Linked DNA regions of Homo sapiens: region 2 is linked to region 1. Evidence: chromatin loops called from intact Hi-C (ENCODE). Cell type or tissue: mammary epithelial cell. All regions are shown on one strand.

Region 1 (2,500 bases):
TTCCCTCAGGTCTTGGGGGGCGACGCTGGCTGTGGTCTGGGACTTCAGCCGGGGCTGTCAGCTGGAACCTGGCCTAGGGCCTGGGATTCCTCCCAGCATGGGACCTCACAGTAGCTGGACTTGGACGTGGTGGCTCAGGGCACCAAGCAAGTGTCCAGCACACCAAGCCAAGGCTCCATCACCATTCACTCCAGAGCCTGAAAAGAGGGAAGGCAGCATCATAGAGGGGCTGAAGAACATGGACCCCGGAGACAGACCACCTGGGTTCCAATCACACTCCAGCACGTACTGGCTGTGGGACCTCTCAGGGCCTCCATTTCCTTATCTATAAAATGGAGGTAATAATTGATGTTCACGCAAAGCTGTTACGAAGATTAAGCCCGTGCTGCAAGGTGGCGCCCTCAGAGCAGAGCCTGATGCATCCATGGTCCATGCCTCACAGGTGTGTGTTGCTGGAAGTGTTATCCCGAGGGGAGCTCCTAAGAGGCAAGGCATGGGCACGCCTGTGGGAGGGGAGGCGGGAGCCCAGGGAAGGGAGAGCCTGCAGCCTCGGGGGTGGGTGGTGCAGGCCTTCCAGGGGCCAGGGCAGCCTCCACGTGCAACGTCACATTTCATCTGTGCCTCAAAGTCCATATGGGGGAGATCCAGCTTGGGGACACCATGAGCAAGGGCTTGGTCAGCCCCAAATCAAGGCAGGTTCAGAGAATGGGAAGTGGCTCCACTCAGCTGAGGCCATGGCCAGTGGAGAGGGTGGCCCCAGCCCTGGCCCAGTGGGTCCTAGTTAGGGCTGTGATGATGATTTTGATATTTGAGAACATGTGGCAGGCCCAGCAAAGTGGTTTCAGGTCAGCTCTTCCATTCCAAGCCCATTCCCCTGCCCAACAGTCACTCCTTTACTTCACTGTTGCCATCCTTAAACAGGGCAGAGGCCGTGTGAGCCCATTAGGACACAGGTGTGAAATAACTCCCCAAGAGGCTGTGTGTAATCCCAGTACTTTGGGAGACCATGGCGGGAGGATCACTTGAGCCCAGGAGTTCAAGACCAACCTAAGCAACATAGTGAGATCTTGCCACTAAAAAGCATTTTAAAATCTAGCTGGGTGTGGTGGCACACACCTATATTTCCAGGAGGCTGAGGCGGGAGGATTGCTTGAGCCCAGGATGTCGAGGCTACAGTGGGCTATGATCATACCATTGTACTCCAGGCTAGGTGACAGAGCAAGACCCACCTCTTTTAAAAAAAAAAAAAAAAAAAGGCTGTGTGGACCCAAGTATGCATGCGTGTGCATGTATGTGTGTGTCTGCATGTGTGTGCACGTGCGTGTGTATGTGTCTGTGTGTAACAATCAGGGCCATCACGTTGTGGTCCAGCCAGCATGTCAAGTCTGTGTGTGGGGCGCCCTCTGCAGTTAAGCAGTGCACAACCCATGCAGCTGTACCTGGCAGCCCTGAGTGTGGACTGTGGGACCGTCTGCTAGGTAACCTCCCTGACGCCAGGCCCAGGCCCCGCCTCCCAGCCCCTCATGCCCTGCCTGCGGGAGCTACAAACCTGAGCTCACCACTCTACAGGCTCTTTTCCCTCTGGTGAGGCTGCTCCCTGGGTCTCTGGTCCTGGCATGCTCCTCCTGCAGATGCTGTGGGGACAGCAAGGTGTAGGGCGGTGTGACCTTGGCTCTGAGACTGGCTAGGCCCCTCCTCTGTTACCTGAGTCATGGAATTCTCCAGAAGTGGGCAGGGCTGAGCCCTGGAGCCAGGAGAGGTGAGGTCATGGGTTTTGTCTACCATGGGCCCTGCCATCAGGCAGGGAAGGGTGTGTCCCCTCCGTGGGGCGTGGCGGCTGAACCCAGGTTTCCCGGAGCTCCTGGCTTTGACCTAAGCCTGAGCGTCCCTCCCACAGGCCGGAGCTCTCTCGTTGGTGCTGCACCTCCATCCGGGGCTACATGTCCCCTCCACCTTTCTCACCCAACACTGGACGGCAGGGAAGCCCTGTGAGGGAAGAGGGGGTGAGTTAGGGCCCCTGGGGGCTGCGTGCTGCAGATGGAGGTGGGGGACCACACTAGCTGTGCGCTTTGCCTGGAGAGGTGGGGATGGGATGTCCTGGTGAAGGGCTAGAGGGGTAGCCAGGGCCCAGCTGTGGCAGTGGGGGCAGTGGCACTGGACTCCAGTGTGGTGACCATGCCGGCCCTGGAGGGGTCTGAGCCGGGGCATGGCTTGGCAAAGGTCATGGTGGAACTGGACAGCTGTGTGGGAGCGGAGGGGAGGCCAGGGTAGGCAGGGCCCTCACAGGCAATTGCAGCCAGGCCCTGACGACTGCAAGGGTTCCCATGCGGGATCCGGGACCCACACTGGACGAGCCCCCTGCCACTCTCCACACACTTCACCCAGTCTCAGTCACTCTCCCACCAGCTCCGAAACAGAGGGGAAACTGAGGCCTCAGGAGGTAGCTCTGGGCCCCAGCTCACACAGGGACTGCAGGGGCTTGGACCCAGCTTCCCCAGCT
Region 2 (2,500 bases), 390 kb before region 1:
GGGTGTAGGGGCTCTAACTATGAAAGGCTGAACTGGGAAATAAAAATATGTCCACCTGTTACCTATTTTTGGCACACTTGTTAGAAAGCTGAGGATTAGAAGTAGGGTCCCTTGTAGGCTCTTGTTGAGTGGATTTGGAGAAAACATTGTTTCAGAGACATTATTTTTTTAAGTAGGGTGAGTAGGTGGAAAGTGCAGGAAGAAAAACTAGGGCAGGAAAACAAAATCTGAGACATCTGCAGCAATATACCTGTGATGTGCTGAAGGTCTGAATTTCTATTACTGTGTAGGAAATGGAAAGTCCTACATCTCAGTAAGTGTGTGTAACCAGCTAACAGCAGTATAGAGAATAATATCTTTAAAAAGTTCTTTTGTTTTAAATTAACACCTGATTTGAGTGTTAATACTTAATGAGCTTAGAGTTCCAGATTTGAGAGCAGCTCTGAGCAGTATAGCAGCAGCCTGAATACTCTTCTCCAGAGGAATTGTTTTGCTAAAAGGTGCAGTGACTTTGGGTGAAGTGTGAAGAATGGAGACCATGTAGCATGGCAGGGGGAACATGGATTTTGGAGCCAAACTGACCTTGCCTGAGCTCCACAACTGACTAGTTTGTGAATTCAGGAAAGCTGCTTAATCTCACTGAACCTGTTGTTGCTTTTGTAAAATGGAAATAATAACCCCTACCATGTAGATTCATAGGGATGATGAAACACTATCATGCATGTAAAGTGTCTGACTTTGCTCTTCTTTCAAGGAGTAATTACCTATTAGTTTACAAAGACCTAGGACTCTGTCTTGAGAGTTAGTCTAAAATATTTGAGGAATGAAAATAAGCAGCAGAAATTTAACCAATTTTCTGATGACCGCTTTATCTTGATGATTGAAAGTCCTGTGCCTCTTTTGAACTAATTGTTCTGCTGTTTTAAAAATTAAGCCAGACAGTGATTATAGTAATAGTCATCTTTGTGTATAAGCAATCTACCTTTTTTTTTTTTTTTTGAGTCAGAGTTTCGCTCTTGTTGCCCAGGCTGGAGTACAGTGGCACGACCTTGGCTCACTGCAGCCTCTGCCTCCCAGGTTCAAGTGATTCTCCTGCCTCACCCTCCCAAGTAGCTGGGATTACAGGCACATGCCACCATGCCTGGCTAGTTTTATATTTTTAGTAGAGACAGGGTTTCACCATGTTGGTCAGGCTGGTCTCGAACTCCTGGCCTCAAGCAATCCACCCACATCAGCCTCCAAAAGTGCTGGGATTACAGGCATGAGCCACCATGCCCAGCCACACCCTACTTTTTATAAAGGCTACTTTTCAGAAAACTTTACTGTGTTACAGAAATTGTATTATGTGTACTGAGCACTAGATGGTGCTCATATAAGGCAAAAAGGGCAGCTCTTGGCACAGTCACTTAAAACTAATTTTTCTAAGTACCAAAGTAATGCATGTTCATTTTTAATACTTTAAATACAGAAAAGCACCAGGAAGGCAAAAAAAAAAAAAGATAAAAATAATAACAACCAAGAGTAACTTGTTAACATTATGGTGTATATCGTTTTAATTCTCTCTCATTTTTAAAATTTTTTTAATTTTTTTTTTTTTTTTTTTTTGAGAGACCCAGTCTCACTCTGTCTCCCAGACTGTAGTGCAGTGGTGTGATCTCAGCTTACTGCAACCTCCACCTCCTGGGTTCAAGCAATTCTTCTGCCTCAGGCTCCTGAGTAGCTGGGACTACAGGTGTGTGCCATGCTCGGCTAATTTTTGTATTTTTGGTAGAGACAGGGTTTTGCCATGTTGGCCTGGCTGGTCTCAAACTCCTGACTTCAGGTTGAAGCAGGAGAATCGCTTGAGCCCTGGAAACAGAGGTTTCAGTGAGCTGAGGTCATGCCACTGTACTCCAGCCTGGGAGACAGAAAGAAACTCCACATCAAAAAAAAAGGAAGTATTTTTTTGATTAATATACCTAAAAAAATAGTTATGGAATGTCTTCTAGTTGCTAGGGACTGTTTTTAAGGACTAAAAACATGAGTGACAAAGTCCCTGCTCTCATGCAGTTTATATGTTACTAGAGGAGATGAGCGATAAACAAGTGAACAAATAAATATGTTAAGTCATTTCTGGAAGTGTCAAGTGTAAGGAAGAAAAGCGAAGCGGAGTGAGGTGATGGAGAGCAATAGCTTTAGGAGATTTCTTTAGCCAGAGAGTCTCTGGGAAAGCAGCATTTGAGCAGAGACATTATGATGCCAGGGAGTGAGCCATGCATGTTTTGTGGAGAGTATTCCAGGTAGAGGGGCAGCGAGTGTAAAGAGGCTGAAGTGGAAGTAAGTTCTGCTTGTTAGAAGAGCAGCAAAAGGCCCGTGTAGCAGAACAGCCAACACGAAACAAATAACATAAGGACTTGGCTGTGTGAAAGATCTTATAAGTTGTATGGTATTCCAGAGATGAGCCTGTTTCATTATCACTATTTGGGAATTGAGTCTAGTCTGCTATAATTTACTAACTATC

Evidence for each region. A loop is a pair of places that touch in the nucleus more often than their neighbours do. Peaks named below come from ENCODE experiments on the same cell type or tissue, not always from the same donor. Only the 100,000 strongest peaks of a DNase experiment are listed, where the experiment ranks them.
Region 2: it touches region 1 in a loop (3-fold over the local background); 7 of 110 quality-filtered maps call a loop at or near these places.

Annotation. Positions count from the first base shown.
Region 1 is chr18:49,020,907-49,023,406 of GRCh38, reverse strand. No RefSeq gene overlaps it. Among named protein-coding and RNA genes, the nearest start is that of DYM-AS1, 1.5 kb to the left of the region's middle. In mammary epithelial cell, a CTCF peak has its summit at 1,414 (motif pointing left); a DNase peak (open chromatin) is centred at 1,716.
Region 2 is chr18:49,414,427-49,416,926 of GRCh38, reverse strand. All of the region lies in intron 2 of DYM (dymeclin), which reads left to right. Among named protein-coding and RNA genes, the nearest start is that of DYM, 45 kb to the left of the region's middle. In mammary epithelial cell, a CTCF peak has its summit at 1,378 (motif pointing right); a DNase peak (open chromatin) is centred at 1,326.